3 separate regions of the Homo sapiens genome follow, and regions 1 and 3 are each linked to region 2. The links are chromatin loops, found by intact Hi-C in ENCODE. Cell type or tissue: PC-3. All regions are shown on one strand.

Region 1 (8,000 bases), 110 kb before region 2:
TGTGCATTTTCATCATTTTGTTAAGAGGGGAAAAAACCTGAAAAGCCAAAGAAGCTTGAAACCAAGTGTTGGCGGACGCTGCTGCTCAGTGGAACGAGGAAGCCGAAAACCGAGTGTTGGCAGACGCGGCTGCTCAGTGCAATGAGGAAGCCGGAAACCGAGTGTTGGCGGACGCGGCTGCTCAGTGGAACCAGGAAGCCGGTGCTGGCTCTCCAGGCCCACACTGCACGCCCTGACATGGCTCCTCAGTGGAAACTCCTCATGTACGTCGGCTCAGGGTGCTCTGGGCAGAAGCGGACATCGTGTGGGTCCTTGAAAGCCCTCACTCAGTCAGTCAACAAACACTGAGCACCTGCTGCATGTCCCACCCAGGTGGAGCTGAGCTTCTCCTAGGACAAATAGGATTCTGCCCCTCTCCCTGTCCCAAAGCTGTGTGCAAAGGAGCTGTGTGTCCGTCCCCCTACAGACAGGGACTGTGTCTTTGCTGCCAGACAACTTGGGCCCTGGCACAGGCCTGGTGCCAAGGCCCAAGTAGGCCAAGGAAGTAGGGGCGGGGGAGGGAGGTTGGCAGGCAGGGCGCTCAGAGATGAGGAGGCACACCCTCCCCGCCATGCAGGAGGTCCTCAGCTGTGAGAATGACACCAGGTGACTGTCACTTTAACAAACTCCCACTCCGGGCTCTGATGACCCTCAGCTTTGTTGTCAGAATTAAGTGCAAACACTATGACTGACTCCCCACCCCCAGTCATCACAGCCCGGTGGAGTCTGTGTGTCTGTGTTTAATACAGAAGTCCCCGAGGGGCTGCATTCCCTTCAGGTCCTCAGGCCCCAGTCAGAGAAAACGGGGTCTGCTGGTCTCCACCCTGTCCCCTCCCTGTCCCTGGACCCTGGGTCCGCCAAAGAAGCAAAGAGAAGATTCAAGTGCACTCAACCTATGCACATCAACTTCCAGATTGGCAGATGTCAGCTCCCACCCCTGAAACCAGAAAAAAGTTAAGCAAACTGAAAATCAGTGACTTTTCTTAGAATCCTCAGAAAATTGAGGTTACAGGACAAACAGCCAACCCTAAAACTAAAGAGACAGGCGGAGACAGAGAACCACAGCTCACAGTGAGGACAGGCTGCTGGAGCCAGGAACTGGGAGGAACAAAAAGGCAACTTCAGCGAACTGCTCAAGCTGAGTGGGGGCTACCTCAAGACTTAAAACCTAGGGGCTCAGCGTGGGGTGGGGGGCACACTTTTATAAGGCTTACCTTCAGAAACCCCACCAGGGTCTCCAAGTGAATACTGGAGAAAAATCCCACTGTGCTTGACTGGGGTGAGGGGAAAAGGAACCATTCTGAAACACAACTAACATATACAGAGTACCCACTGTATTCCCAGCTTTCTCAAGACAGTGTAAGGGTGGGGTCGCCATGGGAGAGGAAAGTGTGGCTCTTGTCCCCAGAAGCTATGCAACTAGCTGAACAAGACCTAGCCCAGCACTGGGAAGTCAGGGAAGACTTCTTGGAGGAGGTGGTGCCAAGTCAATTCTTAACAAATTAGCAGGAATAAGCCAGAAGAGGAGGCAGGTAAGGACAATGTAGGCAGAATTAGCAGAAACAACACTAGGGGCGTAGTTTTTGGACACCAGTGAGACACCCTGGCCAGGCTGACACTCCTCCTTGCTCAGAAGTACTAAAAGCTTTGGGCTGAGGCCACAGCAGACAGGCGTGACTATCAGTTCCATTCTCTGCCTGGAGTGTTTGTGTGTGATGCTGTAAACGTGCATATGCGGCCAGGTGCGGTGGCTCACGTCTGTAATCCCAACACTTTGGGAGGCCGAGGCAGGTGGATCACTTGAGGGCCAGGAGTTCGAGACCAGCCTGACCAACATGGCGAAACCCTGTCTCTACTAAAATATAAAAATCAGCTGGGCATGGTGGCGGATGCCTGTAGTCCCAGCTACTCGGGAGGCTGAGGCAGGAGGGTCACTTGAGGCCAGGAGGTTGAGACTGCAGTGAGCCATGATCGCACCACTGCACTCCAGCCTGGGCGACAGAGACCCTGTCTTAAAAAAAAAAAAAAAAATGCATATGCTTAAGGACACAGAGGTCTGCACAAACACACCCTGACATGACACATGCTTACATTTTCACCCAAACAGCCGACATACCCACATGTGTTGGTACCACCCTGCACAAAGTCCTACATCCGTGCAGCTTACATTGAGTTTTAACACTAGGCAAATCCACTGTGACCACAGCGGGTCACTTCCGGGCCCTCGTCACCACCTGACCTGCTCATAGATGCAGCCTGGTGCTATACAGTGTGTGTCCAATCAGACCAGAAATTGGAGGAGAAAGAGAGCTCTTCAAACAGCAGGTATCCCGCCTCCCATGCTGGGTTTACAGTTCAAATCAGAGCGCTGAGCGTGAATATGATTTAGATCTAATAAGACCAGGGTGGTATATGGAGATATAGATGCCAACCAATTTGTTTCAATGAATAGCGTAATATTCTCTGTTATTGAAAATTCTGATCATATTAATACCACTCAGTACCCAATCATTGAACAAGCAGATCAAAATGAAATGTGAATTAACACATGGGTGTTGTGATGAGAAACAAACATCCTACAATTCAAAGCTGAAAGAATCCTCAGACATCCTCCTGTCGGTCTCTGTCTCTCCTCCAGCATGGAGCCACAGCCTGTCCTGGACGCTGACCCCACCTTCTCCTCTCTCTCCACCTGCTCCCCAATCTGCACCCTTGGCTGAGGGAAGAGAGCAGAGAATCTTCCTGAAGCCCCCATCACCATCCTCCTCTCACCCCTTCTCCATCAAACCCACCTTTTCTCCAGGGAAGCAGAATCAAGGGTCCAAGCTCCTGGCTGAGACACTTCAGCTCCCTCAGCCAGCCCCACGCCTGGGATGAGCCCAAGGAGTGACCAGCACCTGCCTGGCCTTGGACTCCCCCTCTGGCCACCGTGACACTGTTCCTTCCGGAGCAGGAAGCGCCTTTGGGTGGGTGTCTCACAGAGCCATAAGAGGCCCCTGTCCCTCCCCTCCCTCCAGCCAGCCTAGAAAGTGTATGGAGAGCAGGCGTCCCTCTAGGCCTGGTGACATCGGTACTGCACATGGAGTCCCCTCATGAGTCGCAAGCAGGTCTCATCACTGGGCGCCCTCCTGCCCTGACAGCAGAGAGGGTTTTCTAAGCATTTACAGAACACCGAGCTATGCTGCGCACTGTGGCATGAGCTTCTTCCAGCTCATCTCAGCCTACGAGGAAGGCAGGAGGGAACCCAGGCTCCTGCCACCTTCCTCCCCAAAGCTGCGGCCAAATCAGCGAGGGAAGCCCACGGCCACGCCCAGTAAAGAGGCTGCCCTGAGTGCTGTCCGTGGTGCTGAACCAGCAGGGCTCTTGGGGCCAGCGGGTCCTCCCACCCAGGGCTCCACTTCCAACTCGCCCAGGAGAGGGCGCTGGTCAGTTTTGCTTCATTTCCAGAATTTACCTTGGTTAAAAAGAAAACCTATTTTAAAAATTTTGGGTTGGGCACAGTGGCTCACGCCTGTAATTCCCAGCATTTTGGGAGGCCAAGGCAGACGGATTGCTTGAGTTCAAGAGTTCGAGACCAGCCTGGGCAACATGGCGAAACCTCATCTCTACAAAAAAATTCAAAAAATTTGGCCTGGCATGGTGGTGCACACCTGTAGTCCCAGCTACTCAGGAGGCTGAGGTGGGAGGATCACCCGAGCCCAGGAGGCTGAGGCTGCAGTGGGTCATGATTGCGCCACTGCACTCTAGCCTGGGCGACAGAGCAAGACCCTGTCTCAAGAAAACATTTTGTTTTTAATTGACACATAACTACATATTCATGGGGTACAGTAGGATATTTTGATGCATGTACATATTGTGTAATCATCAAATCAAGGTATTTAGCATATCCATCGCCTCATACATTTATTATTTCTTTGTGGTGAGAACACTCAAAATCCTCTCTTCACACTGTCTTAAGATACATAATACCATATTGTTAGCACAACAGTCACCCTGCTGTGCAATGGAACACCAGAACTATTCCTCCCACCTAACTGTAACTTTGTACCCATTGACCAATCTTTCCCTATCCAAACTTTTAAAATGTGGACTTCATGCCATTTTAGAAGGAAAAAAGCAAAATTACAATTCACATTTCACAATTTACACAGTTGGTTTCATGCACTTTTGACTGTTCCGTCTTGTTTCTGCAAGTTATACAAGTTGCAGCCTCTGGGGAGCTGGAAGTGTCCTGTCCCTGGAGGTCCTTGTATGTCCAAGGACAGCCCAGACCCATCTGCCTGTACTAAAGCACAGAATTTCACATTTGAGGCAGGAAGCCCCACACCTACAGGCCCATTTAAAAACATACAGATGTTTTATTAAGTACTGAAGAGAGATTAAAGGTTCTAAAACGTGTAACATTTGAAGAATAATACCAGAAGCATCCATGTACATAGCACTCGGGTTAAGAAAGTGGCCAGGGCCGGGCGGGGGCTCACAATGCAGTCCCAGCACTTTAGGAGGCCCAGGTGTGAGGACCGCTTGAGCCCAGCAGTTCAAGACCAGCCTGGGCAACATGGCAAAACCCTGTGTCTACAAAAGATGCAAAAAAGGTGGCACACTCCTGTAGTCCCTGCTATTAATACTAGGGAGGCTGACCTGGGCCCGAGAGGGTGAGGCTGCAGTGAGCTGTGATCATGTCACTGCACTCCAGCCTGGATGACAGAATGACACCCTGTCTCAAAAAGAAAAGAAAGAAAAAAACGAAGAAAGGAAAAAATAAAATAAATATTCACTTTGAAATCCTCCACTCGCTACAGGTAACTACTACTATTTTGTATTTTTCATTCCCAGACTTTTTTTTTAATAGTTTACCACATATGTATATCAAAAAGTGTATCAGGCCAGGCACGGTGGTGGCTCACACCTGTAATCCCAGCACTTTGGGAGGCCGAGGTGGGCAGATCACCAGAGGTCAGGAGTTTGAGACCAGCCTGGCCAACATGGTGAAACCCCATCTTTACTAAAAATACAAAAATTAGCCAGGTGTGGTTGTGTGCGCCTGTAAGCCCAGCTACTTGGGAGGCTGAGGCAGGAGAATCACTTGAACCTGAGAGGCGGAGGTTGCAGTGAGATGCGATCATACCTCTACACTCCAACCTGGGTGACAGAGCGAGACTGTGTCTCAAAAAAAAAAAAAAGGATATCGCTTGTTTTTTGGGATGGGATCTTGCTCTGTCACCCAGGCTGGAGTGCAGTGGCATAATCATGGCTCACTGCAGCCTCAACCTCCTGGGCTCAGGCGATCTTCTCACCTCAGCCTCTAGAGTAGCTGGGGCTACAGGTGCATGCCACCACACCCAGCTCATTTTTCATTTTTTTTTTTTTTTGTAGAGATGGAGTTTTACCATGTTGCCCAGGCTGATCTCGAACTCCTGGCCTCAAGTAATCCTCCCACCATGGCCTCCCAAAGTGTGTGATTACAGGTGTGAGCCACTGCACCTGGCCTGCATGTTTTGAACTTTAATTAAATGAAATCATATGAAGTTTTCTTCTGCAACTTTTTGAAGAAAACTTCAACTCCAAGCTCCCAAGAGTCAAGGTTGTTGCACGTGGCCTCACTCATTCCTTTTCCTTGCTGTAGACACAGTGCATACATGTGCATATTTATCCATTATCCATCAGTGGTGGCCACATTCTGTTGTATTTCATTTTGGCTGCTAGGATTTTCAGGCCTCCCAGGACACGTGTGTAATAATTTCTCTATGGGAAATACCTACAAGTGGGATCTCCGGTTTGCAGGAGATGTACATCTCCCCTCATCTTTACTAGATGTTTCCGAATTGTTTTCCAAATTCTCCCACTTCCCACCCAGCAGCACTCCTCACACCCAGGAGCCCCCAACACCGTCATCATTCTCCTTCAGTGTTGGTATTCGTCTGGAAGAAACAAAAAGGACTCTCCCTGTGATTTTGTTTTTGTTTGTTTTGTTTGTTTTTTGAGATGGAGACTCCCTGCGATGCCCAGGCTGGAGTGCAGTGGCGCGATCTAGGCTCACTGCCACCTCCGCTTCCCGGGTTCAAGCGATTCTCCTGCTTCAACCTCCTAAGTAGCTGGGACTATAAGCATGCGCCACCACACCTGGCTAATTTTTGTATTTTCATAGAGACAGGGTTTCTCCATGTTGGTCAGGCTGGTCTCAAACTCCTGACCTCAAGTGATCCACCCGCCTCGGTCTCCCAAAGTGCTGGGATTACAGGCGTGAGCCACCACGCCCAGCCTCCCTGTGGTTTTCATCAGCATTTCTCTGATTCGGGTAAGGCATCCTCCCAATTGTAGAATGACCGCCCTTTTTTCCTCTTCTACTACACCTGCCCAATCTCCTGGCTCCCGTAGGAGCTAACCAATCTCCTGGCTCCCATAGGCGAAGGCTGTTGACAAGATGGTTTCATTCTGAGGAACAAAGGATGTGTCCACAGGGGAACCAGGTGGCCACTGCTGTGTAGACTCTGCGTGCAGCTGCTGCATCTGGAGATCCCAGGTGAGGCAGGCCCACTGGCCCCGGGGAGAAAACGCAGGACAGGGCATCTTCCCAGTTCACAGCCTCACCCCCAGTAACAACCACCCCCTGCAATGAAACTGCACTTTGGGCTCAGAAAACATTTCTTCCAGCTTTGTCCCTTTCCAGCACCCCTAGACCTCGCTGCCACGTGGCTCAGGCAGCTCCAGCTGCAGCCCCCTAAGGGTAGACCACATCTGGTTCATTCTCTCCTGCACCCACAGTGCTTGGCAGAGATCTAGAGTGTGGAGGATCCTCCTGCTGGCTTGGGGGCAGTGGGGTACAGGGAGGAGGTGCCATCTGGGGGCTGCCTCTCTGAGCAGCCCTGGTCCTTTGGTATTGGCGGCCTGATGAACACAGTGGCCAAGGCCAAGTTCACGTGTGACACCAGGGAAAGAGCAGCCAACACTCCAGAGGCTGTCGTGGTCTCTGACAGGCACCCGAGGTCGTGCAAGGGCACTCAGGAGGCAGTCTTAAGGACAGGCGGGGCTGCAGGACTGCCAGCCCCCTCCCAGCCATAGGAAGGCAGACCCTGACCCCTTCCTGCAGCCCCTGGAGGGCAGCCAGTGGCAGAAAGGAAAGGTTGTCTCATGTCTGCCCAGTGTCCTCCCCAGCCTTCTCCAACTCTGGCCTGTGACGTGCCCAGCGCCGTGGCAGCTGTGCCTCTCCCCTCTTGGCTCCTCCAGCTCCTTCCCTGCTCAGAGGGAGACTTGGTGTCCATGACTATCTCCATTTACCGGCTGTGTGTGCTCAGACACTTTAAGCTGTGCCCAGTTTATGGTGTTTGGGCTTTCAAAATGTCTTGTTGTCTTGCTTGTTTTTGTTCATTGAGGTAAAACCATTGACATAATATAAAAGTAACCATTTCACTTCTGTAATCCTAGCACTTTGGGAGGCTGAGGCAGGGGGATCATTTGAGGTCAGGAGTTCAAGACCAGTCTGGCCGACATGGTGAAACCCGGTCTCTACTAAAAATTCAAAATTTAGCCAGGCATCATGGCGGGTGCCTGTAGTCCCAGCTACTCGGGAGGCTGAGGCAGGAGAATCGCTTGAACCCGGGAGACAGAGGCTACAGTGAGCTAAGATCACGCCACTGCACTCCAGCCTGGGCAACAGAGCAAGACTTCGTCTCAAAAAAAAAAAAAAAAAAAAAAAAAAAAGGAAAGAAGAAGTAACCATTTCAAAGCCTACGAGGCCACTGCATTTACTCCATTTGCGAAGCTGTGCAACCACCACCCCTGCCAAGTTCCAGGACATTTTCACCACTCCAAAAGGAGCACTGGTTTCTTTCTGCAGGATGTCAGCATGTCTGGCCCCCAGTGGAAGATCTGGACTCCTGGAGGACAGGTTCAGGGTCTCAGGTGTCTCTATCTACACCTCAGACTGGCTTGCAGTCACTGCTCACCCACGCTGAAGTAGG
Region 2 (8,000 bases):
GGCAGACCAAGCGTCATCAGGCAGCCCAAGTCCAGCCACCGCACTCCTGGACTGGGGAGGGAGAGGCTGCGCAAGTTCCCAGTTCTCCATTGGCACAGAGAGAGGATGGAGCGGGGCTGGCGGCCCGCGGGTTTAACCGGCCTCAGAAAAGAGAGAGGATGGAGTGGGGCTGGCGGCCCGCGGGTTTAACCGGCGTCAGAGCCCTGCAGTTGTGCACAAAACCACATGCATTGCTTTTTCGGTATCTGAGGCTACATCCGCACCCCAGACCTCTGGAAGCAGAATTTCCCAGGGGTGTGACTGGGCGTTTGTCACCTTGGGGCAGGTGGGGCTCTGACTGTGGTGGGAGAAGCATCCATGGGTTTCAGGTTTCTGTAAGCATGGTCCCAGGAGGCTTTCAGCAAAGCGGATGGAGCCACCCTCGGGGCGGTCCCCATGTGCCAGTCCCCCATGCAGACCACCACTGTCTCTCTCCATTTCTAATCCCCAAATCCACTCCCAGGAGCTGCTAGAGACTGGCTCTGTCACCCCCTGGGACTCTCACACACTGCTGGCGTGAGCATAAAAGCAGTTCAACCACTTTGGAAAAGCGTTTGAAAATATCTACTAAAGTTGAACATATGCCTAGCCCATGACCCAGCAATTCCACTCGGGTGTTTTTTCCACAAGAGAAGTGAGCACATACGTTCACAAAAAGACGGACGCAAGTATGTTCATAGCAGTTTTATTTAAAATAGACAAGAAAGGAAACTCAATGCCTATCGATGGAAAAATAAAGTGTGATACACCCATATAATGGAACATTATGCAGAAATACAAAAGAACGCTCGACGGTTGCATGCAAAAAACTGGATGGATCTCCCAGATGCCGTGACAAGCAAAAGAAGGCAGCTCAGGCCGGGCGCGGTGGCTCACACCTGTAATCCCAGCACTTTGGGAGGCTGAGGCAGGTGGATCACCTGAGGTCAGGAGTTTGCGACCAGCCTGGCCAAGATGGTGAAACCCCGTCTCTACTAAAAATACAAAAAATTAGCCGGGCATGGTGGCGGGCACCTGTAATCCCAGCTACTCAGGAGGCTGAGGCAGGAGAATGGCGTGAACCCGGGAGGCGGAGGTTGCAATGAGCCAAGATTGCACCATTGCACTCCAGCCTGGGCAAAAAAGAGCAAAACTCTGTCTCAAAAAAAAAAAAAAAAAAGGCAGTCCAGAAGAGAGCAGACGGCATGATTCCATTTGCAGAAAGTACAAAACAAGCCAAAGCAATCAATGGTGGCAGTGGTCAGAATAGCGGCTGCCTTTTGTGGGGAGGGTGGTTGAGGGGGAAAGAGGAGGAGCAGTCTTTCTAGGTGCTGGAAATGTTCTACATTGTGAGCTGATGACAATTGATGGGTGAACACATACGTGAAAAGTCATGGACGTGTCAATTTAAGAGTGAGGCAGTTTACACACTTTACAGTGTGTATGCTATACCTCAATTCTAAAAACTGTGGGGACTCCTCGTTGCCAACAGGCTCAAGTGCAAAGTGCTGGAGGCTCATGGCACCTGGCCCTCCACAGTCCAGCCTTGCTCCAGTTTTTCTCTCTTCCAGTCTTCTCTCTCTTTCTCTCTTTCTCTCTCTCTCTCTCTCTCTCTCTCTCTCTCACACACACACACACACACCCCGTACTAGCCATCTTCATAACCATGATCTGACTTTCTTCTCACAGCCACTCTGGGGGGTAGATATCATCATGACCATTTGACAAATGGAGAAACAGAGCCTCAGAGTGATGTGGATGGTGACGAAGCTCCAGGGGGGCCCAGTTCTTCCGCTCAGCACACAGCCACTGAGGACATGTGGACACCAGTCCTGCAAACAACGGAGTGGGCCAGCCTTGCCTCTGACAGCTTCCAGTCTGGAGGAAGGCAAATCACCAAATGGAAAATGTTCACATGTGGGAACAGCACGGGCCCAGGAACGGTCCCTGTTCTGCCACTGGGCAAATTACTTAAACACTCCAAGTCTCCATGTATTTGTCTGTAAGATGGTGATACGACCTCCCTGCTTCTGGCCTGTGGTGGATACCAGACAACTGACAGCAGCATTACTGCCCATTGTTCTGATAATGAAATAGCTTCTGATCCATCCAGCTGTCCAAGGTTAAGATCAAATGCCACCATCTCATGGAGACATCCTCAGCTTTGCCGCCTCTGTAGACCCAAACCATCACCATCATCATCATCACCATCATCATCATCATCATCATCACCATCCTCATCACCATCACCATCATCATCACCATCATCACCATCATCATCATCATTATCATCACCATCATCATCATCACCATCATCATCATCACCATCATCACCATCATCATCACCGTCATCACCATCATCACCATCATCATCATCATCATCATCATCATCATCATCATCACCATCATCATCATCACCATCATCATCATCATCATAACAATAATGAAATAATACTAGCTATAGCATCTTAAGAATTTACCTTGTGCCAAGGACTATGCCAAGTGCTTTACATACATTTGCTTATTCAATTCCCAGAACAATTCTGGAAGCGACTGTTATCGTCTCTACTTTTTTTTTGAGACTGGTTCTTGCTCTGTAGCCCAAGCTGAGTGCAGTGTCGCAAACACAGCTCACTGCAGCCTCGACCTCCTGAGCTCAAGTGATCCATCCACCTCAGCCTCCCAAGTAGCTAGGATTACAGGCATGCGCCACCATACCTGGTAATTTTTTTAATTTTTAATTTTTATTTATTTATTTATTTTTGAGACAGAGTTTTGCTCTTGTTGCCCAGGGTCCAGTGCAATGGCACAATCTCGGCTTACTGCAACCTCCACCTCCCGGGTTCAAGTGATTCTCCTGGCTCAGCCTCCTGAGTAGCTGGAATTACAGGTGCCCGCCACCATGCCCAGCTAATTTTTTGTATTTTTGATAGAGACAGGGTTTCACCATATTGGGCAGGCTGGTCTTGAACTCCTGACCTCAGGTAATCCACTTGCCTCAGCCTCCCAACGTGCTGGGATTACAGGCACGAACCACCACTCCTGGCCATTAAAAAAAATTTTTTTTTTGTACAGACAGGGTCTCACTATGTTGCCCAGGCTAGTCTTGAACTCCTGGACTCAAGCGATCCTTCTGCCTCAGCCTCCCAAATTGCTGGGATTATAGGCATGAGCCACCATGCCCTGCCCCATCTCTACTTTTTTTTTGAGACGGAGTCTTGCTCTGTCGCCCAGGCTGGAGTGCAGTGGCGCGATTTTAGCTCGCTGCAAGCTCCGCCTCCCGGGTTCACGCCATTCTCCTGCCTCAGGCTCCTGAGTAGCTGGGACTACAGGCACCTACCACCATGCCCGGCTAATTTTTTGTATTTTTAGTAGTGACGGGGTTTCACCGTGTTAGCCAGGATGGTCTCGATCTCCTGACCTCGTGATCCACCTGCCTCGGCCTCCCAAAGTGCTGGGATTACAGGCGTGAGCCACCGCGCCCGGCCCCATCTCTACTTTTTAATCTGAGGCTTACAGAGGTTAAATGGCCGGACCAAGGTCACACCTCTTATGATAGATGAAGTGGAGACTCAGCCAGGTCTGTGAGCTCATGTGCTTGGAATCTTAACCGCTGGGCGACAGTGCCACCTGTCCTTCCTTGAGTATGGAACAGTCTCTCATAAGGCAGGTTATTTAATTGTATTGACTAACATTTAGATGACATTTTACTACTTACAGGGCACACTCCTCATTCCACAGATGAGAAAATTGAGGTCCACTGCTTTTTCTTTCAACAAATAATCATAGAACGGCCACAACTGGCAGTGGTGCATCCGGGCACAGCACTGGCAGGGCCTGCTCTCGTGGAGCTATTAGTTTAACAGAGAGCGAGGGGGTGGGTGAGGATGCCAACAACACACCTCAGTGGGAAATGGAGCCAAGAAGAAACTCAAATAGGTGTCAGGGAGAGCAAGGGCCAGGAAGCTTTGGCTTGGGGGCCAGGGAAGGCCTCTCTGAGGAGCAGCGTTGAAAGGCACCATCTGGGGGAAGGGCATGCTGGGAAGGGGGCACAGCAGGTGCAGAGGCCAAGGGAGGGGGCAGCTCAGCGTGTTTGAGGGACAGATAGATACACCTTGAGAACAGTGGTGTAGAGTGAGCTCGGGGAACCAGCAGCAGGGACGGATGGAGTCTGCGCAGGTTTTATCCTAAGTTAGAGGGAAGTCACGGGAGGGTGTTAAGCAGGAGGGTGACATGATTTCGTTCATGCCTCAAAGAGGGCCCCAGGAGGGCAGAGCCTGGGAGAGGAGTCAGGTGTGGGGGCCCGGGTGAGAGATGAAGGTAGTTTGGACAGAGACAGAGGCAGAGTTTAGGGAGAAGCGAAGGGAGTCAGGGATCCGGGTGGACTCAATGGATTAGATTCCAGGGATGAGGGGGCGGGGCGCAGTGGCTCACGCCTGTGATCCCAGCACTTTTGGAGGCCGACGCAGGCGGATCGCCTGAGCTCAGGAGTTCCAGACCAGCCTGAGCAACATGGTGAAACCCCGTCTTTACTAAAAATACAAAAATTAGCTGAGTATGGTCTCAACTACTTGGGAGGCTGAGAAAGGACAATCACTTGAGCCCAGGAGGCAGAGGTTGCAGTGAGTCGAGGTTGCACCAGTACACTGCACTCCAGCATGTGCAATGGTGAGACCCTGTCTCAAAAAATAAATAAATAAAAATCCTAGGGATGAGGGAAAGACAGTCCCCAAGGTCTTGTGCTTCTGCATGAGTGGCAGCACCATTTCAGATGACGGAAAGCAGGGACAGGGTGAGACTGAGAGCAAAGGAGACCAAGAGGAAACAGCGGGAGGGAAGCGGAAGGCGCTGAGCCACATCATCAGGGAGCCAGGAAGGCAAACCCGGTCCTGGCCCCTGCAGCCTGCTATGCTGTGCTGCCGCCTCGTGGTCAGTCCTCAGCTTCAGTGCTCCCCATCACCGCCTCCAAGAAGCCTTCCCAGGTTGCACCAGCTGGACCGCCTGGGTGGTGCTCACCCATCACAGACCTAGTTTCACTCTCCTTACAGCAGGATCAATGTCTGTGTTAACTGCTTCATCCAACCATTTATTTTCTCCCCCCACATAGAATGTTGGCCTCTTGAAGGCATGTCCTGTTCTGAGAGCTTAGTCTCTCCCTGGCCTCAAATAGGACCTGTCACATTATAGATGCCCAATACTATTAACCCTTCCGCTGACTTGACAATGCATTCCAAGCAAATAGATGGATCTCTGTCCAGTGCCCCCAGTGTGGGACAAAATTGCATTCCATTGGAGGTTAAAGAACCTGTCTTTGGGCCAGGCACAGTGGCTCATGCCTGTAATCCCAGCACTTCGGGAGACCAAGGCAGGTGGATCACAAGGTCAGGAGATCAAGACCATCCCGGCCAACATAGAGAAACCCCGTCTCTACTAAAAATTAGCCGGGCGTGGTGGTGCACACCTGTAGTCCCAGCTACTTGGGAGGCTGAGGCAGGAGAATTGCTTGAACCCAGGAGGCAGAGGCTGCAGTGAGCCGAGATCGCGCCACTGCACTCCAGCCTGGGCAACAGAGCGAGACTCTGTCTAAAAAAGAAAAAAAAGAACTTGTCTTTGGGGTCTGACAAGAGTTCCATTCCAGGCTGTCTGTATTTCAGCTGTGTGGCTTTGGACAAGTCTCACGACTTCTCTGAGCCTCAGACCAAACACTAATGCCCATCTCAGGAGGTAGTGTAGGAGTAAATACTGTTCACACAGAGCTCAGCCCTGCCTGGCGTGAGACCAGACCTCACACGGTAGAAGCACGAAAGTCAACAGCAATACCCAAAGCAATGCTCTTCAAAACTTTGACAGTGATGCCTCGCTCTTTATTCTCCATGACTGTCACATAGAGAATTTAGAATTATTAGTCACATTGGCACCAAGCTCCCTTTCCAACCCACTGGCTCAATAAAAAGGAGCAGTGGCATAGACAGCTGTGCATGGTGTCAGCTTAAAACAGAGCCACATGCTCAGCTCTGGGTGGCTTAAGCTGTTCCCTCCTGCCCCCCTGCACAGGCAGCAGTGACTCAGTCATGACTGCAAAAACTTCTTCCCAGAAACCATGATGATCTTTTGTTTTACGAATTGACTCACTGTATTTGCCTCTATAATTCTTAACAGTAGCTTTGGAAAGAATCAGACAGGAGAGAAAGTGACAGCTCTTCTCAGATCCCTCAGTGGGGTGTTTGGCAGAAATGTCCCATTTCTTCACCCTTCCCTGCACCCTTTGCAATGAAACATTGCTGTCCTCCCTTTGAGAGGTACAATCCATTTGCCGCACTGCCCTGGGTAGGCCACATGACTTGTTTTAGCCAACAGAGTGTTGAAGAAGTAACCATGTGTCTGTTCCAAGCCTGCCAGAACCCTGCCACCTCCATGGAACAAGCCTGGCTAACCATGAGATGGACATCACTATTCACTCTGAGGCTCAGAGAGGTTATGGGAGTTGTCCAAAGTCACACAGCTGGGGAATGAGAGACCCCATGGAGCAGGGCCAAATCAGCCCAGTTGTCCCAGTCTAGGCTCCAGAGGCATGAAAGAGACCAGACAAGTTAGGCAAAGCCACCTGCTCAACCTGCAGCTGACCACAGACTGATGAGAGAACCCAGGCATAAATGGAAGAACCACCCGGCTGAGCCGTAGACTCACAAGAAAAGAACAGCTGTTTAGAGCTGCTGAGTTGTAGGGTTGTTTGTGAGCCATCGGTAACTTGGACATTCAGTTCCCTGAGGACAGTCTAAGGCCTTGGGTCCTTCCACCCTAAGTGCAGGCAGGCGCGGCCAGGGCTGGGGCAGGACAGGCAGAAGGGTGGATGTTGTAGGGCCACCTGGGCCCTGCAGATGAGCATAGAGTTGGTTTTTCTCATAGATAATGAGAATTTGCAGTTAAGAAAAGTTCCTTCTGGAACATGGATTGGGGGGAATAGTGGGGTTGTGATTAGGAGACCAGCTGTTGAACTCGTCTAGGGAAGAGACGATGGAGACTTTGCACCAAGGCAATCACAATGGAAGGGATGGATGGGAGAGGTGAGGATACGGAGTTCTCACAGAGCTGAGGACAGACTGGCTGGGAGCAGGTAAGGGAGGGTGTGGTGGGCTTTGGGCCAGGGTACCTAGCTGGCTGACGAAGCAGTTCACCAAGACAAAAAGCCTGGAAAAGAACCGCCTTCAGGGCAGGATGACAAGCCCCATACTAGTTGACTTGAGTGGAATCCACAGCATCTCTCAGGCTCTAGGAGCACAGGGGCTCCATCTGTTTGCTGCACTGTTATGCATCTTCTCCCCACCTAGAGCAGAGTCTGTCTCTAAGGAGGTGCTGTTTATTTGACTGAGACAGATTAATTGGTACTTAAAAGCACTTACTGTGTGTTAGGCCTGTTCTAGCACTCTATATGTATCCATTCATTTTGACCCTCAAATAAACTCCATGAGGATGGTACTATTCCTATTCCTGTTTTACAAACCAAGAGACTGAGGCACAAAGAGGTAAGGTAAATAGCCCAATGTTCCAAATCTAGGAAGAGGCAGAGCCAGGATTCGATTGTCAGCCCCAGAGCAGGGTGTATTAGTCTGTTCTCACACTGCTATAAAGAATACCTGTGACTGGGTAATTTATAAAGAAAAGAGGTTTAATTGACTCACTGTTCTGCATGGCTGGGAGGCCTCAGGAAACTTACACTCATGGTAGAAGGCAAAGGGGAAGCAGGTACCTCCTTCACAAGGCAGCAGGAGAGAAAGGGGGGGGTGAAAGAAGCCACACACACTTTTTTTTTTTTTTAGACGGTGTTTCACTCTTGTTGCCCAGGCTGGAGTGCAATGGCGCCATCTCAGCTCACTGCAACCCCCGCCTCCCAGGTTCAAGCGATTCTCCTGCCTCCACCTCCTGAGTAGCTGGGATTACAGGCACATGCCACCATGCCCCGCTAATTTTGTATTTTTAGTAGA
Region 3 (8,000 bases), 260 kb before region 2:
GGCTAGCGGATCACCTGAGGTAAGGAGTTCAAGACCAGCCTGCTCAACATGGCAAAACCCCGTCTCTACTAAAAACACAAAAAATTAGCGGGTGTGGTGGTGGGCGCGTATAATCCCAGCTACTCAGGAAGCTGAGGCAGGAGAATTGAGGCTTGAACCCACGAGGCAGAGGTTGCAGTGAGTCAAGATTGCACCATTGCACTCCAGTCTGGGTGACAAGAGCGAAACTCCATCTCAAAAAACAGAGAAAAGTCCTTAGAGGGCGAGGCATGGTGGCTCACACCTGTAATCCCAACACTTTGGGAGGCCAAGGCAGGTGGATCACTTGAGCCCAGGAGTTTAAGACCAGCCTGGGTAACATGGCGGAACCTCGCCTCTACAAAACAGATAAAAATCAGCCAGGCATGGTGGCGCGTACCTTAGTCCCAGCTATTCAGGAGGCTGAGGTGGGAGGATTGCTTGAGTTCGAGAGGCAGAGACTGAAGTGAGCTGAGATAGCACCACTGCACTCCAGCCTGGGCGACAGAGTCAGACTTTGTTGTACTTAAGAGTTCTAGAAACCTCTAAGGTTCTTGGAAAAAAAGTTCACCTGCTTGGCCAGGCACAGTGGCTCACGCCTGTAATCCCAGCACTTTGGGAGGCCGAGATGGGAGGATCACTTGAGGTCAGGAGTTCGTGACAAGCCTGACCAACATGGTGAAACCCCGTCTCTACTAAAAATACAAAAATCAGCTGGGCGTGGTGGCGCATGACTGTAATCTCAGCTACTTGGGAGGCTGACGCAGGAGAATCACTTGAATCCAGGAGGCAGAGGTTGCGGTGAGCCGAGATCACACCATTGCACTCCAGCCTGGGCAACAAGAGTGAGACTCCAGTCTCAAAAAAAAAAAAAATTCACCTGCTCCTCCTGTTTTCCACGTGGCAGCGTGATGGTGATGGCACCAGACTGCCTGGGCTCGACTGCTCTGCCCCTTGCCATCCATTACCCATTACCCTCAACAAAAGAGCCAACCCCTCTCTGCCTCAGTTTCCCCATGTGGCTGACAAGGCTATTTAAGTCATTCCATTGTCATAATAATTCACTGACTTAATACATATAGTGTTTATTTTATTTTTCTTCCTTCCTTCCTTTTCTCTTTTTTTTTCATAGGTTCTTGTTCCATCAGCCCGGCTGGAGTGCAGTGGTGCAATCATGGCTCACTGCATCCTTAACCTCCTGGGCTCAAGTGGTCCTCCCACCTCAGCCTCTCACATAGCCGGGATTACAGGTGCGCACCACTGTGCCCAGCTAGTTTAAAACAATTTTTTGTTGAGACAGGGTCTCGCTATGTTGCCCAGGCTGGACTGGAACTCCTGGCCTCAAGTGATCCTCCTTTCTCAGCCTCTCAAAGTGTTGGGATTATAGGAGCGCACCATGTTGACTGTTTAGAATAGGGCCTGCCAGGCAAATACTCAATGTTAGCTGCTAGTACTGTGTTTTTTGTTTGTTGTTGTTTTGTTTTGTTTCATTGCTTTGAGACAAGGTCTCAGTCTGTTGCCCAGGCTGGAGTGCAGTGGTGCCATCACGGCTCACTGTAGCCTCGAACTCCTGGACTCAGGTGATCCTCCCACCTCAGCCTTCCAAGTAGTTGGGACTACAGGCACGCCACCATGCCCAGCTAAATTTTGAACTTTTAGTAGAGACAGGGTTTTGCCATGTTACCCAGGCTCCTCTCCAATTCCTAACCTCAAGTAATCCTCCAGCCTCGGCCTCTCAAAGTGCTGGGATTATAGGCATGAGCCACTGCACCTGGCCCTGATTTAAAATGTTTTTAAGTTGGCTGGGCGTGGTGGCTCACCCCTGTAATCCCAGCACTTTGGGAGGCCAATGTGGGCAGATTACCTGAGGTCAGGAGTTCGAGACCAGCCTGGCCAATATGGCGAAACCCTATCTCTATTAAAAATACAAAAAATTAGCGGGGAGTGGTGGCAGGCGCCTGTAATCCCAGCTACTCAGGAGGGTGAGCTACGAGAATCGCTTGAACCCGGGAGACGGAGGTTGCAGTGAGCCAAGATCGCGCCATTGCACTCCAGCCTGGGCAATAAGAGCGAAACTCCACCTCAGAAAAAAGAAAAAAAAATCTTTTAAAACTACCCTTTTGTATTAATTTGATTCCAATATCTTACGCACCTTATGTGCCAGCACCGCAAAACAGTACTGTGAAGTCAGCCACATTTTCCCCATTCCAAAGAAGAGGAGGTTGGTGCTCAGAGAGGTTACGCCCAAGTCGCACCATGAGAGGGGGCGTGGGCTGGGATCCAACCTGAGCCTGTGTGGTTCTACCCCTCATTCTGCCTCATGCCTGGACATAAGCAGCTGCCAGGAGAGGACCATAGGAATTGGGCTGGGGCTCTGGAGCCCAGATTGGGCTCCGCAGCCCATTGCCTGTGAGATCTTGGGCAGCCACATAACCTCTCTGTTTCCCAAGTCCTCATTTGTAAATGAAGGAAGTAGAGGAACTCTGAGGCCCTGGGTCTCGCCAGACCTCCTGACTCAGATCCCCGCAGGTGGTGCCTGTGGCTGCAGGTCTAACAAAACCCCAGCAACTCTGCCGCACGCCGTGTTGGGAGCCCCTGGCTGAGCTGGCCTGTGGGCCCTTTCCCGAGAGGAGAGGCAAGTGGCAGGGCCCTGGCTGCACCTGTCCCAGAGTCCGTGTTTGGCAGAGCCTGGCCTGCAGGACAGGTCAGGGAGGTTGCAGAGAGGAAGGTGAGGGGCTGGGCATGGGAGGCCTCCCTGCAGCTCTGAAGCGGGCACCTCTGTCCCTGAGAATGGTTCCTGCAGAGGGGCAAGACTCCCTTTGCCCTTAGTGGGTTCCTCCCGCCCATCACACAGGACGTTGACAGTACTTCACAGCCCCGGGGACACCCTCCGGCATCCTTCCAGCAGAGACCAGACTGTCCCCGAGTCCTGTGGCGTCTAAATGGGCAGGCGGTGAGGACACTCCTGCAGGGGTCCCACCAGCCCCTTCCCTCCGGGGGCTGGGGTGCAGGCACTAAGGCAGGCCCCGCTTTCCTCCCTCCCCTTGTGCTTGGGGTGAGGGGCACACTGCACTTTGGTGGCTATTCTGCAGCCCCAGCCTTCAGCCCGGGTTCCCTGGCCTACCTGGCAGTGTCCTTGAATACAGAAACCTGGCAATCCCCGCCCTCCTCCCTCAGCCCCCGGGTCCGATTCTTTCTCGTCCACTAGGGGGAGCCAGTGCACACAGCTCGGCCTCCCTCGGGGCTCCTTTAGGAACCACCTGGCGCTGGTGCTGGCGCTGGACTGAGCTGTGGGCTGAGCTTTGGGCTGAGCACTGGGCGGCCGCTGTCCCTTTGGATTCTCCTACCTGTCATGATCTCCGTATTTTTTGTTTTTGCCACGGTAACTTGAATTATTTTGATTTCACAAAATAAACGACATTGAAAATACATGAATACTTATTTCAAGACTTTCAAATTGTCATAAAATAACATAAAATATCTTCGGTTTGGCTGAATACATAACTTTCCTTTTCCAGTAACAACATAATTCTTTACCCACATTAATAGTTGTATATCTTGGCCAGGCACGGTGGCTCATGCCTGTAATCCCAGCACTTTGGGAGGCCAAGGCGGGCGGATCACGAGGTCAGGAGATCGAGACCATCCTGGCTAACATGTTGAAACCCCGTCTCTACTAAAAATACAAAAATTAGCCAGGCGTGGTGGTGTGCACCTTAATCCCAGCTACTTGGGAGGCTGAGGCAGGAGAATCACTTGAACCCAGGAGGCGGAGCTTGCAGTGAGCCGAGATCACACCACTGCACTCCAGCCTGGGTGACAGAGCGAGACTCCATCTCGAAAAAAAAAAAGTTGTATATCTTAAACATATACAATAAAGAAATAATACTGTCCTCCAAAATAAAACTCAAATGATATATTTATGGCAAAAACCAAACCTAGACTATCATAAAGAAGGCGGGGATTACAGGCTTCTTATAAAGGCGTGCTCGCATCCATCTGTCAATGATCCCCACTTTGCAATTCATGCTGAGCCTTGTTACTAATAGCAGTCGTCACAGCGAGCATGTCCACCAGACGTCAGGCAGTGGACTAGACCTGCAAATAGCCTTGCATTGTCTTCCGCCCTCACTTAGGAGGGAGAACCCCCACTTTCAGACCCAGGCCCTGAGAGGGAGTGAATTGCCCTGGGGCACAAGAGGAGGGAGAAGACGGAGTTGCTGCACCTGGTCAGGGCATGTCTGGCCTTGTGGCTGCGCTGCTCCCTGGGGTCCGAGAGACTGTCCTGGAGACAAACCTGGAGAGCCTCATTGGTTCCTCTCCTTAGAAGAGGTGGCCAAATGTGAAGCCACCACTGACCCCAAAACCGCGAGCAACTGAGGCTGCCCTGGGGCAGGCTTCAACCTCAGAGCTGCTCTCTCTGTGCCAGTGGCTTAGTGCCCCCTGTCTAGCCTGCATCCCCCAAAAGCGCTTCTTGGCACTTCCGCGCTATCTCCTATATGCAAATTCAGGGCAGATGTAAATTGGAGGCAGATATTTATTTTTATGCAGATGAGCCACTCCAGCGTGTTTGGTGCATTGGAGATCTCGTGAAAGCAAAATATCTCCCGGCGTGCGCTGCTTGTGTTATGTTCGGGTTTTAAGTCGTGTCAGCGTTTACATTTTCTTAATATGAAAAATGCCTGCATTGTTCTGCCGCCAACTCCCCCTCCCTCCCTGCAACCCTCGGCCTCTCTGCTGGCGCCTAATCGTTCTTTATTCTCTTGCTTCTGCTTTCTTAGTCACAAGTTTGGGAAGAAAGTCATCTATTTCAACTACCTGAGTGAGCTCCACGAACACCTTAAATACGACCAGCTGGTCATCCCTCCCGAAGTTTTGCGGTAAGTGCCTGTTAGACCCCAGAAGCCGCATCAATACATCTTCGTGCTTCCAAAGGGCTTGGTTCAGTCCCATGAATGTTTAAGGCTTGATTTCCAAATGTGTGCTTGGCTAGATTTGGCTCAGAAATCTGCGGCATCGACAAAGATCCGCAGCAAAAGGTGCTAACTGCTGACTCAGAGAAATGAAATGGCAAAGGTTGTATACAGGACGGGATGTTTTCCTCGCCCACCATTGCAAAACTGATTTAAAAAATAAGCCCTAACATGGCAACGGCCGTTTGTTGCCTTGGTGTTTACCGTTTTTGCTTTTGAGCAGAAAATTAGGAGAATTTCCCAGGCGTGTGGATAACGCTGTGTACAGAATGAAGTGTTCTCAGGGACGTCACGGGTGCTCTAGAAAACGACCTGTCTCCTGGATGCTGAAAGCTTAATTGGTGTGTCTGCTACAAGGCTTAAATGTAGGCCCAGATGAATAGAGGCTGCCCAGAAAGGCGTATGCCACACAGCCAGTACAGGGCGCGGCCAGATCCAGCCTGGGTCTCTGGACCCCCAGCCTGGGTTCCCTCTGCCCCTGTGTCTCCCTCTCTGAGGCGCTCCTTTGAAGGAGCAGGCCCTTGCCAAAGTACGTGCAGGGAAGGCTGGTAGCCTTGCAGGGGTAATGGAGATAATAACTTCTCTCCGGACGCCAAGTCACATGGCAGGTGCTGGGATATAGAGGTGTTTAGGGAGTGTGGTCTCTGCCCTCATGACACTCTCAGACTAGTGAGGGCCACAAATCAGTGATGACAGGGGCCAGAGGAGGCACAGAACCCAGCTGGGGAGGGGACTGGTGTGTGGGGGTAATCCAGGAAGACTTCTAGGAGGAGGTAGCTCTTAAAGTGAGTTTCACAGGGACAGTTGGCTAGATGAAGAGGCCAGGGAAGCACATTTCCAGCAGAGGGAAGCCCTCCTGCAAACATATGGGTGAAATATTGGGAGATCTGGAGGCAGTGAGAAGTCCCATGTGATCAGGCAGAAGTTGGTGAACGTGAAGCTGGAGGTCACCTTGGGCCGGGAGTCCTTGGTGCCAAGCAGAGGAGAGTGAACTGGACCTGGAGGCCATGAGAGGATGATGGGAATCCCTGGTCGCCCGTGGGCCCTGGCAAGACCCCACTCCCAGACCTCACTAAAGTGATCCGGGGGAGTCCATGGAGACGGCTCAGAAGATGTATTTGTAGCAGCTCTGTGGTGGAAGTGATTTGGTCTGGTGACAAAGGGTAACTCACATCCTCCTGTGTGGGAGAGTGATTTGGGGATGAAATGGACGGCATCTGTGAAACACGCAGCTCCGGCTTCTCAGTGGGTACTGGGTGCAGTCTAGGGCCTCTGGAATGTGCAGGTGGCTGGCAACACTGAGGGTGCAGGGTCCTGTGAGTCAGAGGGGATGAGGTTTGGGAGAGGGGCTTGGGCTTGGGCATTGGGAGCTCCTGAACTTACTCAGTAGGCAGCCGGCACCCCTGTTCCATAGCCATGCAGCAGAACCCCAGAGGACACGTCCAATGCTGATGCTTTTAAATGAGCAGCTTCTAGACTGGGGGTGGGGCTGAGTCTGGATTTTCTCCACCCCCACATACTTCCTGGTGGGTGCTGCGAGCACCAGAGGCTGAGACCCACTGGCACAGCGGCAGGGCAGGGCCTTGGGGTGCTGAATCCTGGCTGTCATCCCAGCTTGTGACCTGGGGCATGTCACCAGACCTTGACAAGCCTCAGTTTCCCAATCTGTAAAGTAGACAAAATAACCCCTCTACAGTAGGCCCCTCATGAGGGACCGAGACATCTCTGGGGAGCCACTTGGGGCGCAGAGCGCTGTGATTAACTCACAAAAAACAACCGCACGTGGTAGCAGCTCACACGTGCTTGGCTGGCCAGGCTCAGTCCAGTGCACCACCTTCTCCGCAGACCTTTCCTGCATTGTCGGGTGCCTAACCCTGCACCATCTTGTGTCACTGACTGCCTCACTCCCGAGCTGCCAACTAATGGTCATGTGCCCCCCCATCCTGTGGCCGGGTCCCTGCTGTATGCACAGTGCCCGGCACATAGTAGGGCTTCAATACGTATTTGCCTGTGTTAAGGAAGGACTGTTACCTGAGCACAGAGGGTCTTTTCTTTTCTTTCTTCTTCTTTTCTTTTTTTTTTTTTTTTGAGATGGAGTCTTGCTCTATCGCCCAGGCTGGAGTGCAATGGCGCAATCTCGGCTCTCTGCAACCTCCACCTCCTGGGTTCAAGTGATTCTCCTACCTCAGCCTCCCGAGTAGCTGGGATTACAGGTGTGCACAACCATGCCCAGCTAATTTTTGTATTTTCAGTAGAGATGGGGTTTCATCATGTTGGCCGGGCTGGTCTCAAACTCCTAACCTCAAGTGATCCACCTGCCTCGGCCTCCCAAAGTGTTGGGATTACAGGCGTGAGCCACCGTGCCGAGCACAGAGGTTCTTTTCACCCGAAGGCTTTAACCACCTCCTTCAGAGTTTATCCATCCTTTTCAGAGTCCATCTGTTCATTCATGGGTTTCTTGTTTCATTCAACAAATATTTTAATTGAGCATCTAGTAGGCAGCAAGCCCTTTCCAGGCACTGGGGATAAAGTAATTAACAAAAGGGACGAGGTTCCTTTAGCATTACCGGCCAGCTCTCGTCTTAAATTCAGACACTTGCGAGAGCTGAGGGTGGTCACGCCCACCTTGGGGCTGACCGCATGGTAAGCAGGTGAGGCTGCTCTGCTGGCCAGGGGCCTCAGGAGAGACTGGACATTTGCTGGAGGTTGGACTACTGCCTCTTATGCGAACAGCCCACAGCAATGGGGGATTGTGACTGTGTGTATGTGAGTGTGTGTGTGAGCTGGCAGTGTGGCACGTGCGCCCAGAGGGATGAGATGCCCAGGTGTCCTGCAGGTGGGGCATCCAGCCCCACCCAGCGCCTCCGTGGCTGCCAGCTGCCCCTGCCAGGTGAGATCCCAGCCTCTGTTGTGTCTACAGGTACGATGAGAAGCTCCAGAGCCTGCACGAGGGCCGGACGCCGCCTCCCACCAAGACACCACCGCCGCGGCCCCCGCTGCCCACACAGC

The links. Hi-C counts contacts between places; a loop is a spot of excess contacts. Peaks named below come from ENCODE experiments on the same cell type or tissue, not always from the same donor. Only the 100,000 strongest peaks of a DNase experiment are listed, where the experiment ranks them.
Region 1: a loop joins it to region 2, with 9 times the contacts of the local background. A loop is called at or near these places in 46 of 110 quality-filtered maps.
Region 3: it touches region 2 in a loop (11-fold over the local background); 63 of 110 quality-filtered maps call a loop at or near these places.

The regions. Positions count from the first base shown.
Region 1 is chr22:44,972,357-44,980,356 of GRCh38, forward strand. The region is part of intron 2 of PHF21B (PHD finger protein 21B); the gene reads right to left. Among named protein-coding and RNA genes, the nearest start is that of PHF21B, 34 kb to the right of the region's middle. RefSeq lists silencers at 3,273-3,567, 3,297-3,466 and an enhancer at 6,993-7,572. In PC-3, a CTCF peak has its summit at 3,464 (motif pointing right); a DNase peak (open chromatin) is centred at 3,405; H3K27me3 peaks cover 2,248 bases.
Region 2 is chr22:45,078,051-45,086,050 of GRCh38, forward strand. No RefSeq gene overlaps it. Among named protein-coding and RNA genes, the nearest start is that of PHF21B, 72 kb to the left of the region's middle. In PC-3, CTCF peaks have their summits at 3,669 and 4,954 (motif pointing left); a DNase peak (open chromatin) is centred at 6,001; H3K27ac peaks cover 1,067 bases; H3K27me3 peaks cover 344 bases.
Region 3 is chr22:44,817,572-44,825,571 of GRCh38, forward strand. PRR5-ARHGAP8 (PRR5-ARHGAP8 readthrough) reads left to right here. Exons shown (of 15, transcript NM_181334.6): 9 at 4,800-4,898; 10 at 7,912-8,000. ARHGAP8 (Rho GTPase activating protein 8) reads left to right here. Exons shown (of 12, transcript NM_181335.3): 6 at 4,800-4,898; 7 at 7,912-8,000. Among named protein-coding and RNA genes, the nearest start is that of ARHGAP8, 69 kb to the left of the region's middle. RefSeq lists a silencer at 3,204-3,303. In PC-3, a CTCF peak has its summit at 3,229 (motif pointing right); a DNase peak (open chromatin) is centred at 3,240.